Regions from separate parts of the Homo sapiens genome. Here region 2 is linked to region 1. The links are chromatin loops, found by intact Hi-C in ENCODE. Cell type or tissue: mammary epithelial cell. All regions are shown on one strand.

The links. A loop is a pair of places that touch in the nucleus more often than their neighbours do. Peaks named below come from ENCODE experiments on the same cell type or tissue, not always from the same donor. Only the 100,000 strongest peaks of a DNase experiment are listed, where the experiment ranks them.
Region 2: a loop joins it to region 1, with 17 times the contacts of the local background. A loop is called at or near these places in 24 of 110 quality-filtered maps.

What each region holds. Positions count from the first base shown.
Region 1 is chr2:120,106,479-120,114,478 of GRCh38, reverse strand. All of the region lies in intron 16 of EPB41L5 (erythrocyte membrane protein band 4.1 like 5), which reads right to left. Among named protein-coding and RNA genes, the nearest start is that of EPB41L5, 97 kb to the right of the region's middle. In mammary epithelial cell, a CTCF peak has its summit at 4,504 (motif pointing left); DNase peaks (open chromatin) are centred at 5,498 and 6,218; H3K27ac peaks cover 1,313 bases.
Region 2 is chr2:120,675,942-120,683,941 of GRCh38, reverse strand. No RefSeq gene overlaps it. Among named protein-coding and RNA genes, the nearest start is that of GLI2, 56 kb to the left of the region's middle. In mammary epithelial cell, CTCF peaks have their summits at 3,480 (motif pointing right) and 5,516; a DNase peak (open chromatin) is centred at 3,491.

The DNA of each region.
Region 1 (8,000 bases):
CATTAACTGTGCTCAGAACACTTACATTAGCCTGCAGTTTGACAAAATCATCTAACACAAAGCCTATTTTTAAACAAAGTGTTCAATATCTTATGTACCACATATTACAGCCCAGGAAAAGATCAAAATTCAAATTTCAACATTATGTCAAAATTACAACAGTTTCACACCATCATAAGTTGAAAACTCTTAAGTCAAGCCATTAAGTTGGAAACTGTCTGTAGATACTTCTCTAAAGAAGATAAGCAAAAAGTCAATAAGCAGATCAAAATATACCAACATCATCCAGCTCCACAATACACTACTTCACAACTAGGATGCCTATAATAAAAAAGACAGGCAATAGTAAGTGTTGGTGAAGATGTGGAAAAACTGGAACCCACATGGTGTGGCCACTCTGAAAAACAATTTGGCAGTTCCTCAACATGTTAAAAATAGAGTTACTATATGACCCAATAATTTCACTCCTATGGATATAACCATGACAATTGAGAACACATGTTCATACAAAACCTACACCTCAATGTTCATAGCATCATTCACAAAAAGCAGAAATTCAAATATCTATCAACTGACAATGGATAAATAAAACACTGGGCATCATACAAGGGAATATTATTAAGCCATTAAAAGGAATCAAGTACTAATACATGCTAAAACAGATGACCTTGAAAACACCATACCAAGTGAAAGTCAGACACAAAAGAACACCCACTGTATGATTCTACTTTTAGGAAATTTCCAGAATGGGCAAATCTATAGAAACACAAAGTAAATTAGTGTTTGCCAGGGGCTAGTAGGAAGGAATAATTGATAGTAACTGCTAATAGGAAAGAGGTTTCTTTTGGGGATAAAAATGTTACGGAATTAAATAGTGGTGATGGTTGTACACCTTTGTGAATAAACTAAACCCACTGAATTATACACTTAAATTTTTTTAAACGTAGTTACACATAATATTATTAATCTGTGGCTTTGGTAATGTCTTAGTTCATATCCATCTCTCAAGAATGTATAAAGAAATATGTAAAGACATTCTTTCTTCTACCTATTTCCTTACTTTTCATGGACACTTGCCTGTGTAAACTGAAGCAGTTTTCCTTGTCTCCTTCCATAATTTGGAGTAATTTATTGTTAAAGTTGTGAATGATAGCTAAGAAAAGCAATGTTACCCTCACTCCCATTTTCTGAAAGCCTGTTTATCTAGTTAGGTTCTTGCATGTGTGCGTGCACTTACTAATATATACATGATTTGGTTGCTTTCACAAAAATGGGAACAAACCTCAGACACTTAAGTTTTAAACTCAACAGTGTCACTGATATCCTCTAGTAAAAGTACATGAAAACTGACCTGATTCTTTAACAATTACATAGAATGGAGGCAGCATATTTTTATAATACAATCCAGTCTTCCACCAATTGGAATTCATTCTTCACACTGCCCCCTAAAATAGAATTATTACATTCCTTTTTACTCTCTACAATCTGGACCCCAACAACCTTTACAGAGTTATGGAGGCAGTACAGTAGCCAAGGCTGGGTTCTAGGACTAAGCTGTCTTGAGTTTGAAGCCCAGCCTCATTGTTCTGTGCCTTCATTTCTTCACTAGCCTGAATACCTTATAGATCCTCATAAGGATTAAATGAGGATGCTTTGCTAGAGTGAATACTTACTGCTGTACCTCCAGAACAATGTCTGGCACAGAAGCACTCAAGTATTAGCTATTATTATCACGATACCTTCCCATAAATTCTATACTCTTTACTCAAACCTGATTCATCATTCCTGGACTACACCTTGCACTTAGCTACTTTAGAATTTTCTTTTCCTATAGGTCCCTGGGCCCGTAATGATTTATCCATTCAAAGCTCCTTTCTGTTTCACTGGAAACCTGATGCAAATGCCAAGAAGCCTTCTTAACTTCAACCACTTCTACTCTTCTTGCTTGCTGGATTTAGCACTTTATCAGTTATTTGTAAAACTGTTTATCTCCACAGTTTGAGTATAAATTTCTTGAAGCCAAGAACAGTATTTTGACTATTTCTGCATCACCAGATGTGCCAAGACATGCTTGGTATTCATTGATTCAATCAAATAATATATATGGAGTGTCTGAGGATACAGAAGGAAACAAAATAAATGCTCTCCCTTAACGGAGCGTACATTCTGTTGAAAAACGGACACTCTGACTTACCCAATAGGGTTATGTCCTGAGAAACCCATCGTAAGTCAAAAATGCACTTAATACTCTCATAAACCCATCATAAAGTTGAAAAATCCTAAGAATCATCATAAGGGACTATCTGTATAGAGAGGACAAACAAACACATACTAAGATGAAAGGAGTGAGAAAAAATAAAGCAGGGTAAGGCAGACAGGAAATAAAAAGAAGACTGGGCAGGGGGCGGGGAACATGATTATTTCAGAGTGGTCAGGAAAGGCTTCTCCAATAAGAAACCTGATGGTGCCGGAATGAACCATAAGAGATTGAAGGGAGGAATACTCAGGAAGCAGTAAAAGTACAAAGATCCTGAGAGAACATGCTTGGTATGTTTGAGCAAGTATAAGAAGATGAGTCTTTGGATGTAAGCAAGGTCAGGATTGATAGAAGATAAAGGGAGGAAAAAGCATGTTTCTATCAATGTGAGGATCTGAGGTTTTACTCCGAGACAAGGACGCTGGCAGGTGTAAGCAGAGAAATGACATGATCTGCTGTTATCACTACAGCTGCTGAAAGGAGTACCAGACAGTAGAGGAGCAAGGGCAATGGCAAGGAGGCCAGGTAAGAGGGCAGGGCTGACAACAAATGGAAACAGGATGGGAGCAGTAAAGATGGTAACAAGCAGTAGACCTGGATACATTTTGAAGACAGAACTGACAGAATTTACTGATTCTGAAAGAAATCTGGAGTGTGAGACAAAGAGGAGTCAAGATGACTATAAGGTGCTCTGGTCTAAGTCAGTGCTTCTCAAACTTCAGTATGCATCAGAATCTCCAGGAGGGCATGTGAAACAGATTGCTGGACCTCACTTCCAGTGTTTCTGATTCAGCAGGTCTAAAGTAGAGCCCAAGACACGCTTAGCAACACGAAAAAGAGAACTGCCACTTACGAAGCTACAAAAACCACAAAGATGGGAAAAACTGCAGGGGTCAGGAGATATATTTGTCCAATTTTGAACATATTAAATTCGGGATGCCCAATATCACTTCTGCAGTATTTTCTCCCAAATCCGTGGCCTCAAACTAATCATGTGAAAATACCACACAAACCCAAATCAAGAAATATTCCACAAGGCATCTGGCCAACCATGAAAAACATGGAATGGCTGTCACAGGCTGAAGGGGACTAAATGTAACATGGGATCTCGGGTCAGATCCTGGAAAATTTGTGGAAAGACTAGTGAAACCTGAGTAAGGTCCAGTTTAGTTTGTGGTATTGTACCAATGTTAATTTCTTAGGTTTTGTGAAACAAACAAAATCTAAGAAATTAACATTGGTACAAGTTATGGAATGTATGTGGAGTGTTAACAACAGGGGGCCAGGAGCGGTGGCTCACACCTGTAATCCCAGCACTTTGGGAGGCCAAGGCGGGCAGATCAGGATCATTTGAGGCCAGGGGTTTGAGACCAGCCTGGCCAACATGGTGAAGCCCCGTTTCTACTAAAAAATACAAAAATTAGCTGGGCATGGTGGCGCACTCCTGTAGTCCCAGCTACTCCGGAAGCTGAGGCTGGAGAATTGCTGAAACCCAGGAGGCGGAGGCTGCAGTAAGCAGAGATTGCATCATTGCACTCCAGCCTCGGCAAGAGTGAGACTTGGTCTCAAAAAAAAAAAAAAAAAAATAGGGGAAGGTAGGGCAGGAGGGTGTGGGAATTTCTGTACTATCCCTGAAACTGTTCTGTAAGCTGAACATTACCTCAAAATAAAGAATATTTAAAATGAGATGCCTATATTAGATGCCTAAGTAGAGATGTCAGATAGGCAGTTGGATATGTAAGTGTGGAAATTTAAAAGTTCAGGGTGATGATATAAACTGAGAAATTGCCAGTGTGTATAGATAGCATTTAAAACCATAATGCTGGATGATATTACAAAGGGAATAAATTGTTACGGGAAAGTTCCTTAAACAGAGTTTAGGGGTTGGAGAGATAAGTAGGCATTAGCAAAGGGGATTAAAAACAATGGCTTGTTAGAAGACAATGGCGTGTTAGAAGGGAGGTTAGAAGACAATAAAAAATAGTGACATCTCTAAGCTAGGTGATGACAATTTCGTGAAGTGAGCGATTTCTGAATGCTAATTAAGCTGACTAAAAGATGGACTGTGGGATTAGAAATATGCAGGTCATTTGTGATCTAATAAAGCTATTTTGGTGGAGTAGTAGCATAACACTATTAACTCAAGGCAGAGCCTTTATATGGATTAAAACAATGCTCCTCTGAAAAGACACATCCAATTTGCAAAATTGTCAAATACACTAATCTTTTCGGAACAAGACACTTAGTGCCATCTGCTGGAAAATCACTGTCATAAATTATGTGAACATCATTCTCCTAAATGTGGCACTCTTGTACAGTATGCAATCTGCACAATCATACCCAGTCCTCTGTGTCAGGGACAATGTTTGATTAGAATGGGTTCAAGAGATTAAGAGAAAGAAGAGATAGCAAGTATAGACAATTCTTACAAAGCAAACAGTTTTGCTACCTGTGAAACAAAAAAATGGAGGAATTGCCAAAAGAGGTAGATTCAAGGGAGTTCTTTTTTAAATGATGTGAGCTATCTTAGGAAGTTTTTGTTCTGATGAGAATACTTCAGTAGAAAGGGAAAACCGATGCAGTAGAACAAAACGGAGGATTGCTCAAATGATGGTCTTGAGTAACTTGAGGTGAGGATCTAAATGACTAGTGAGGACCTGGGCCTTAGAGTATGGATGGTTCACCTAGAGTAACAGCAGGGAAAGCAAGGAACAAATTCCCAAATGCAGGTAAGTTCACTGATAAAATGGTGGGAGTACAGAGAAGACCTCTTCTGATTGCTTATGTTTTCAATAAAGTAGGAAGCAAGGTCATCAGCTGAGAACAGAGTAGGAAGGGAGGAAGTGGTTTGTAAGAGGAGGAAGTGGTTTGTAAGAGGAGAAAGTCAGCCCAGCATTGTAGGAGAACAAATAGATTAAGGAAATGTAATATGGTATCAGGGAGCATTGAAGGCTCACTTGAGCTTAGTGGTCAAAATTTAAAGACCACTCAAAAATTTTGTGTGTATTTCACATTCACCAGCTATATGCAGAGTATACAGAGTTGGATTTAACCAGATGCATACAACAGGAAGAGGGTCAAGAAATTCAAGGGTATGTGGAAAGGCATAATGATAAGTGGCTGTGTATAAAGAAGACCCAATGAGGTACTCTGGTAGGTGTCCAACAAATAAGATGAATCAAAAAAAGAGATATCAATACAAGACTCCTGAAATCTTTCACTGCAACAAATGCCCCAGGCCTCCTTACCAAATGTGGATGACTCAGACTGATATTCAATGCCTTTACTACTCAAATATTTTAATGTTATTATTCCAACATGATTGTGAAATTTCAAAGTGATAACCTGGATATTCCAGAGAACCCAATCTTCCCAGGTCTTTCTAATTATCCAAGAGTTTTGCTGATGATGTCCCCAGAAAGATTTAATGCGAGTTATTAAACACAGGTCTTATCTCCAAACTTCTACAGTTTATAATTAAATAATTCCTGAAGCTATTGGTGGGGCTACAAATACAGTTTTGTAATAAGAAACTCTTCTCTGTTAATGGGTATAAATTCCAGTGGTATTTTGCATCCTCTAATGTTTTCCACAATTTATCTGAATACTCCTCTAACTAGTTCCACAAGGTAAATCAAGCCAGCAATCATCTTCCTATTATCATAACCTTTTATTTTTCATTTTTTAACTCTACCCCTAATAATTTAAAATATTTTGCATTTATTATTATCAATGATTAGTCATGTCTGTAGATGCGAGCTTTATTAAGGAATCTGCAATTTCTTACAAATCTTAATCATACACTGGATCTCAATTCTTTATTAAAAGTAGTTAAAAACAAAACAAATAAAACTTCCTTCAACAACAAAAAATGAGCTACAGCTGTCAAACCTGTTTTTATGAGGAGGTACATTATTACACCATTAAGGAAGTCTTCAGTCACAATCCTTGGAAAACACTGTTCTCTGAATCAGATATCTCTTTTCCATGCCAATATAAACACAATGCTGGCCAGCTGTCAGGAACAAAATGTAAAATGTTCACTCAAGCACCACCACCTAGAACTGAGGCCACAGCTTGTAACACAGAAGCTTAGGTAATTATCTAATAATAATAAAATTGTGACAACAATTCCTTCAGGAAGAACAGGAACAATTGTTTGTCTACTTCAGTATAAAAATAACAATAAAAAAGCCAAAGTTATTTTCCTTTCACCAATTTCTTTTAAAATTTTCTCTTCTCTTCACTCATTCTTTTAACAAAGACACTATGTATTTCCCTTCTCACCAGCCCAAAGTGCTCAAAGCAACTAAAGTGCATTACTACATTAGCAATTGTCAGGAATTGATGAAAGAAATGAAGTTCCTTGACATATTTTACACTGAAAGTGACATGCTTCATGTCCTAATTTCTACACCACCAAGGTTAACGTTAATGGAACAAGATTCCATTCTCACAATGTTTTCATGTGACTAAAGTAAAAAATTGTATGAACAGAGGATGAGAAATGTTTATGTTCTGCAAAAGGGGGTTAGAGGAAGACTACCATATCTAAATCCACGATTCATAGTATCTAGAAAGGATCTGACAAATCACATTTTATACATGGGGGTAGGGGAAGAGGCTGGCATGGAGAAGGAAGGAGAGAAAGTTGTTTCCCCACCGCAGAATTATCTCCAAATCCTAGCCCTTATGTAAAAGCATCTCACATACAAGCATTCACAACAATCCTGGAAAGCAAGATATAACTGATGATGTGGTATAACACATATTAAAATTCAGGAAGGAAGAATGTGGTGGGAAAGAGAGAAAACGTTATTGAGACAAGATGATTTTGTTTTAGCAAATCCATAAGTCCTAATACCAATCATAAAAAATAGTAACTGTAATATTTTCAAACCAATATTCAAAGACTAACACTAAAATAACAGCCTCTCAAAGCAATGAACCATGGTTTAGAAATGAAGAGTGTGCCCTGACCAAAGACAGTACCATGGCTCAAACAACTATAGCTCCCACCACTGGGGCACGATGAACTAATAGGGGACAACCACCTTCAAACTTGTTCAGTTTACATTAGTAAATAAAAAGATCCAACCTGGCGATGTACCTTTTGAACAGTGAACAACAATGAAAAGAAATTTTTAAAAAAAGATCCAACCAAGTGTTATAAATAACATTTTTTGGCCAACACTTTAAATAAACTCCCCTCCAAAAAAAAAAAGATGATTTGAATTATACTGGTATTACAATATTAGTGTTTGTATACTAGGTGCTTTTCAAAACAGACATATTATACACATAGTAGGACAAATAAAATTTATTTTTCTCTGTAAATTCATTTAAAAGTATGTTATCTATGATTATCCTATCAAGGTCAGAAATGTTAGATCTTACTCCAAGATAGGTAAACGCCTTTGAAACGCAACAAAAAGAGACGATGATCTTATGAGCTCATTTATGTTCATGCGTGAAAGTGTGAAGGTCACTAGCTTTGCTGTGTTTCTACAAGTTTCCTTGACTGTAAAAACAGTCAAAATGTAACCAACCTAATTCAAGATGTTAAATTAATTAAGTTAAATAAAATTAGCCAAAGCACTGTAAATTAAATGACATAATACTTAAGTTCTGTACTGATGACACCCTTTGATCAAAAGGATGGTGACCCAGTAAGGTGCTTCTGGAGGTTATTACTTCTCTAATTCCGAATTTATCATCACTGACTCTTTAGGCATAATAAAAT
Region 2 (8,000 bases), 570 kb before region 1:
GAAGGAAGAGCCCTGAAGCCTGGAAGACTGTCCTGCTGGCTGTGAAGAAGGGAGCTGCCCTGTGGTGGGGGGCGGGGCATGTGGTAGGAGCTGAGCGTGAGCCCAACCAGCAATCACCAAACCACCAAAACCAATCCACAACCTCACAACCCTGCATCTCTTGTCCCTGGGACCTGGCTAGCCCCACGCAACACCTGCTCACATCTCTGGCAGCTGGGAGGAAGCTGGAAGCAAGGACAGATGGGAGCTGGCTGGCTGGACAAGGCCAGGACGGGCACCCACAGCAGAGGGAGAAAAAAGGCCAAAACCAGTTTCATTAGCACACACCATCACAAAGAGGTTCACTTCACAGTATCATCCTTCTAGGTGGCTCAAAGTACCACTTGTGGTTTTCCTACTTTGTACATATAAGTCTGTGCCACAATTGTAAAACATTTTGACAACTGTTTTTCAGGATCATTGGTTTCCCTTGCTGTCCTTGCATCATTTCAGAATCTAAACACACTGATCTGAGGAAGGCACCATAGGCTCCCAGAGGGGCCAGAAGCTCCGGGACACAGGGCAGGCCAAGAGCCCAAGGCAGGGCCAGAGAGAAGACGGCGGGAGGCAACTGCAGCTTGGCTATGATGCTCTGATGGCCTAGCGTGGGATGGGGAAGGAGACAGAAAGGAAGGATGTTTTAAGCTGTTTTAAATTAAAGACTGCCCTCAAGCCTTCAGACTAAAGCAATGTGGTCTAAATAACTGACCAGAACACTGACCAAAAAAAATGTAGCAATATACAACTAAAAATTGGAATCTACCGCAGTGTAGTGTTAACAATTAGAAAAGAGGCGAGAAATAAGTGAATTAGAATTATAAGTTACAAATAGTTCTAGGAACGTCAAATTTTGGAGAAGCCTGGAGATCTTTTCAACTTCTGCCCCTCATGGATCGGGGTCCATAAACCCCAATCCAAAACTCTTGGGGCCAGCTGTGGTTTGGAACACAGAATGTTCAGATTTTAAACAACACTGCCAGTCACAGAACACCCTCAGGGGGGCCTGGGGAGCACCGCTCATCAAACTCGCCAAGCTTTCTCCACCGTGATGAACGACCTCCCACAAAGCGGGATGAGTCAGACCGGAAATGGCTGCAGTTTGGGACAGGGCAGGTGTCGCTACCTAATGATTTCCTTTAAAAATCGAATTTTGGGCCGGGCACTGTGGCTCATACCTGTAATCCCAGCACTTTGGGAGGCCATGGCGGGCAGATCACCTAAGATCAGGAGTTCGAGACCAGCCTGGCCAACATGGTGAAACCCCATCTCTACTAAAACTACAAAAATTAGCCGGATGTGGTGGCAGGCACCTGTAGTACCAGCTACTCAGGAGGCTGAAGCAGGAGAATCGCTTGAAGTGGGGAGGTGGAGGTTGCAGTGAGCCGAGATTATGCCATTGCACTCCAGCTTGGGGGACAAGAGCGAGACCCCATCTCAAGAAAAAAAAAAAAGAAAGAAAAAAGAAAAAAACTGAATTTTGGGGGAGCTTTTTGGATTTCAATATTGAGTATGAGGAGCTGAGGATCAGGAACAGAGGATAAGTTGGCCTGTACCTCTCCAAGTTCTGATGCTCCCAGAGCTAGAGCTAGAATACTCGCTCAGCACTGATCGGTGTCTGCAATTCACAAAACAAGTTTATCTGTGGGGTCTCATCTGATCATGCCCCAGGTAGATCAGGGCAGAAACCCCGAGCAGGTGTCTGGGGCCATAGGCTTTCAGCCTCTCACCCCGCCCGCAGTCCCTCCTTGTTCCCCTGCGTGACCTCTGTCCCACGCCTCGGCCCACGTGGCTTCCTCTGCTGTGGATGCCTGTCCTGGCCTTGCCCAGCTAGTGAGCTTCCTGAGTCCTACAGAGGAGCAGCTCCTCTCTGCTGCTCAGGATGTGAGCAGGTGCTGCATGGGGTCAGCCAGGTCCTGAAGAGAGAGGGTGGAAGATTGTGAGATGTCCAAGATGGGTCTGGCTGGTGAGTGGAGCGTGGACCCAATCTCTCCTCCTGGGCAGTTCATGCAGGCTTGGGTGGGGCAGCCTGAGCTGTAGAGTGGGGTTGGCTGGTACCCGGGGCGCGCCTGCCTTCTCTCCTTTGGTGAGCAAGTGTACTCTCACTACCACAGGGAAAACCTCCCCTGGAGCCCTCTGAAAGCCACTGGCCATATCATCTATTTCTAATGAGGTATAATTGTGGACAGGAATGGGGGCCTTGAGGCTTATAAGGAAAGCACACTCCACATCTGGGCTTTGCAATTGGGGCCCACTTTTACTGGCTGTGCCCCTTGGGATAAGCCCAGCCCAACCCTCAATAGCTGGCAGTGACCCATTTGGCCGGCCCCTGGGCTGCTCCCCAACCCTCTCCTTGCTCTGTGCATCTGCAGAGGCCTGAATGCCCCCTCAAGGCACACTCCAGGCCCTGTTCAGGCAGACCAGACCCTACACTGAGCTGGCCCTGCTCCCATCCTGCCGAGCCTCCATTAATGCTGTTTGGTATGGAACCAGCTCCAAACAGACAGCAGCCCTCAGTTAAAAGTATGAACAAAGAAGGCACTAGACCAAGCACATCAGCCAGGGCTTGTGCTGGGCTGAGGATGGGTGCCCACTGACTCCAGGGAGCTCCTGCTGTGAGTTCAAGACTGCACTCGGTGGTGAGGGATATGTGAGGCAGGAACATGACTGAGAGGCAGCGGGAAGAAACAAGAGTCATCCATCATGAAACCTGTGCCCTCGTGCAGGAGCCGGCCTCCCGTGTGAAAACAGCACTGCTGACCATGGGTAGAAGAATCGGTGGTGGCTTCAGTTTATGACCACCCTCCAACAACCCAGTAATGGAGGGCATATTATTATTATTAATTTTACTATTATTTTTAGGGGTGAGGTCTCACTCTTGCCCTGGCTGAAGTGCAGTGGCGCAATCACAGCTCACTGCAGCCTCTTATTCCTGGGCTCAAGTGATCCTCCTGCCTCAGCCTCTCTAGTAGCTGGGACTACAGGTGTGCACGACCACAGCCAGCTAATATATTTGCTTTTTTAGCAACAGGGTCTCACTATATTGTCCAGCCTGGTCTCAAACTCCTTGGATCAAGTGATCCTCCCACCTCAGCATCATGAGTAGCTGGGATTACAGGTGTGAACCACTGTGCCCAGCTCAAGGGAAGGAATACTATTATGCCCATTTTCCAGATGAACAAGCAAGCTCATAGAATTTAAGTCGCTTGTCCAAGATCAATTATTAAGTAAGTAGCAGAGCTGGGATTTGAAATCAGGTTTGCCAGGCAGTAAAGGCTACTCATTTCCAAGCTGCTCCTGGCCAGTGGCCCATTGAACTCAAATGGGGACGGGGACACACACACACACACACACACACACACACACGCACATGCGCGCGCACACACACACACACACACACACACACGGGTTCAGGAGGAACAGTACTATGCATAATGACCACCAGGTGGCGCCCCAATGTCACAGTTGGGACACCTGACTCCACAGCAGTTCTTCCGAGAAGAAAATCGAGGGCCGGTCTGGAAGGAGGGGAGGGAGGCCCGGGACAGTGGGTTCTGTGCGTCTGACCTAGCCCTTGTCCAAGAGCCCAGGTGTGTTGGAGGCTTGAGTCAGGATGAACCCAGCATAGCAACAGACACCGAGTACAGGGGCTTCACCTGCAACGGTCTATGTTTCGGTTTCTTTCCCTGCCTTGTGCGTGTGGCAGGGAGCCCCAGGCTGGCCTGAGTTTCCTGGTCGGCTGTATGTCTGGTGTTTCTGGCTCAGTGCTGAGCCTACAAGGCCGCCTGCTTCATGGCAGGCATTTCACGGCACGATGCTGCCTCCTGCTTTCTAGTCTTTTAGAAAGCACACACGCAGGTGTGCCAGAGGGGGCACTTCGTGTATCTCCCAGAGCTGGACATGGATTCTATTTCTTGTGTCTGCTGCACCAGGACGCTGGGCCTGAGTGCATTCTGGTTCCCGCTGCTCACTGCCATGGGCTCTGTGGTTAGGGCCTTGGGTGATGCTTCAGAGTGTGAGGACTGTGAGGAGCGCACGTGCGTGTGTGAGCGCCTGGTCTTGGATGTCCTCAGAGGCATCCATGCATGAGTTCCACTGTGGCTGTGCCCACAGGCCCTTCAGGCCCCCAAATTCCCCTGCAGCTTCTCAGCCACCCTAGGAGCATGGGCAAGGAGAGCACGTGATGGCTCCCGTGCCCCTCGATGGCACAGGAATCTCCGCAGTGCCATGGTCATCTTCTGACACTCAGGCACTCCATGGGGCACAGGCTCAGTTCCCCTCTGCCCTCAGGTCCTGAAAGCCCATCTTGGGCTTTTCACCTTGGGATCCACCACATGCCTCCTCCTGTGGACCCTCCCTGTCTCTTCATTCTCCCCTCGGCCTGGGCACCCATGGTCCGGTCTGGGTAGGGTGGAGAGGCTGATGTTCTCCCGCTGCCCCTTCCCCAGCATGTTATCGCACCAGGTACGTGCTACCTCCTGCGACAGCAGATTTTTGGCGACGAAGACCAGGAAAGGCCAGCATTGTTGTTCTCCATGGTATGCACACATTTTTGGTGGTCCCAGCGACTTAAGGTGTGGATGGCTTTTGGGGGTGTCCAGGCATGCAGAGCATCCTGCAACACAGAGGAAGATCAGAACTACAAACAGCAGGCCTCCTCTGCACCCCCACCGGGAGCCGGCTGGGCCAGCAGGACACTCTCACGCTGCAGCGTTCCTCCCAGGGGAGGAAGAGGAAGCAGGGCTAGGGGAGGGGCTTCAGGGAGACGTGGCCAGGGACCTCAGGTTAGAGTTCATTTCTCCCATAAGGGCAGGGGCAGGTGGGTGGAAACGAGGACCCTCCACTGAGGGCTTCTTGAATCAGGATTTGGGGGATCAGGGTTCAGCTTGGAGAGGAATCTGAAGAGGCCCCGGGCTGGCTGAACAGGGCCTGGTGGGGACAGACACTGAGAGGGGAGGGTATAAGGGGCATGGCAGGGAGTGGAATTGGCCATCCCTCAGGCATCTTCCTTCCCCTCCTGACCAGGCCAAGAATTGCCTCTGGAGGGTTTTGTTTTTTTCATTTTTTTTGTTTGTTTTCATAGAGATGGGATCTCACTATGTTGCCCAGGCTGGTCTCAAACTCCTGGCCTCGAGCAATCCTCCCACCTTGGCCTCCCAAAGTGCCAGGATTACAAGAATGAATCACTGTGCCTGGTCTGGATTTTTTTTTTTTTAAACTTATTTTGGAGACCTACACCAAAGTGAACAGAAGAGAATAATGAGCCCCGGGCATCCACCCTCTAACTCCACCAACCCTAACGCCCTAACCCCCAGCCAGTTCTGTCCCATCTGCACCCCCGACCAACTCCCCTCTCCTGCATTACTTAGAAGCAAAACCAGGCCTCACAGCATTTCATCTGGAAATATTCCAGTACACGTCTCTAAAAGGCGGCAGGGCCAGGCCGTCATCATCAGAGCTCAGGTTCCAGATGTTTCGTCTGAGGGTGGCAGAATTTCCTTTCCCATTTGCTTGAGTCAGGCCCCATACCAGCTCCACCCAGAGGGACTGAGTGTGGTCTCTCTCCAGCCTCTCCTTCTCTTTCTTTTTTCACTTTTCATTTTGAAATAATTTCAGACTTACAGGAAAGTTGCAAAAATAGTACAAAGAATTCCCATTATACTCTTCACCCAGATTCTTCAAATATTAACATCTTACATAACACAGTACAATGATCAAAATTAGGAGAGGAACATGGGCACGATATGATCACCAAACCTACAAATCTCACTTAGATTTATCTCATTGACAGGTCTCATTTAGATTTGCCCATTTAATTGTCTACTTTAGTCTGAAAGAGCTTCCCAGTCTCGCTTTATCTTGTTTTCTTTTGTTGTTGTTGCTTTTTTTTTTTTTTGAGTACTGGCCAGTGATTTTGTAGAATGTCCCTCCATTGGGTTATGTCTGATGTTTCTTCATGATTAGATTTGGGTTATGCATTTTTGGCAGGAATCTCGCAGAAAGAATGCTGTCCTTCTCATTCTCGGAGGGCTGGGATGTCCAATTTCTCCACTATTCACTTACCATTCTTTCCCTTTGTAATTAACAAGTATCTGTGAGGAGATAATTTGAGGCTATGTAAGTAGCTTATTTCTTATCATATTTTTGCCTACTAGTTTTAACATCCATTCATGATTCTTGCTTAAAACAATGATTGCTGAGGTGTTTATGGAATAGAGATTTTTCTATGTTCAGCATTCCTTTTACATTTCATTAGTGGAATTCTTCTGTGAGTAAGAGCTTTCCTTTCTGCCTCATGTGTGTATTCATTCATTTCTCCATATCCATATAGACTTATGGATTCTTATTTTATTCTATGGCTATGGACCATGACTTTTGTTGTTCAAATTGTCCCAGCTGTGGCCATCAGGACCCCCTTCCCATGGTTCCTGTGTGGTTTGTCACGGCCGCATGGTTTTGAGTTTGGGGACCCCCTTCCCATGGCTCCTGTGTGGTTTGCCACGGCCGCATCGTTTTGGGGACCCCCTTCCCATGGTTCCTGTATGGTTTGCCGCGGCCACATCATTTTGGGGACCCCCTTCCCATGGTTCCCGTGTGGTTTGCCGCAGCCACATCATTTTTGGGAGCTTCCTTGCTCTATAGCATCAAGAGATGCTGCCGACTCCTCCTGTCCTTTCTCTGACCTGGCCCTGGAACGAGCTGTTTCTCTTGGAAGCCCTGGTTTGTTGTATTGAGACTGGTGTTTAGAAATCAAGATCTGGGTGCTGGCTGTGCTCATTGCCACCAGGCTCTCATTACCTCTAGGCACTCCCAGCAGCTAGACTAGGAAATACACACACACACACACACACACACACACACACACACACACACACCTGTATACACATTAAAAACCACGAGTTCTTACTGACACCCCTAATTCTAATCCAGTATCACAGGGTTCTCCGTCTTGGTGTATCTTTGATCTCCTTATCCATCATCTATTGACTGATTTGCTCAGTTCCAGAAGGCATGTAAAATAGTTTCAGAATCAGTGACCCATACCCTTGTGAAAAATTGACCAACTAGTCATGGTATGATATGTGTATATACGTCTTTTCATTTTTAGCCTTTGAGGATGCAATAAAAACACTGTTTTCCAAAGTTTCTTAGGTTAGTTCCCCCATCTTTTCAGTGGAAGTATATAAATCATTTGTAAAACTATTAGTGCCACTTATTTCTGTTTGTATTCTATTTTGGGTTTCCTCTCATTAAAAAAAATTTTTAATCTAGTACATGAAATATGCACATGATTCTAAAAGTCAGAACGATTCAAAAGGTATACACAGTGTCACTCCCTCTAATTCTTCTGTGTCATTCCCATCATCCACCCTTTTCCTACCTATGCCCACACCCTCGAGGAACCACCCCCGACAGGCAACCCGTCTTATTGGTTTCTGATTTATCCTTCCTCTGTTTCTTCTTCACAAAAGAACAGGTTTCGTATATTTTATTTTCCTTCCCCTCTTCCTTCGATGAAAAGTAGCATGTTACAGATATTCTTTAGCACTTTGCTTTTGTATTTAACGATATAATCTAGGAATCACTCCACCCTAAAGTCTCTTCTAATCCAAATATTCCCCTCCACGCTTCCATTTCCCCTGTGTCACTGAGTTGTTGGAGAAACTGGCAGTCTGTCCTGTGGAGCTTCCTACCATTGGGACTTTGCTGATTGAACCTGCAAAGTGGAGCGTCACCCATCCCCCTGCCCTGTCTTTTCTTTAACGGGTCATTGGATTTGGAGGCTTGGTCGGAGTCAAGTTTGCTTTCTTGGGAAAAGACTCAGAATTTAAAGAGATCCTTGGCAAAGCAAAGATAACTTTTGCGTAGGTCCAAATGTGTGTCCACAGGGCCCGGCTAAGCATGCTCCCAGATACTGTCGACCTCTGGGCCACTCCCTCTGCACAAGCTCTGGCCTCTTTGTC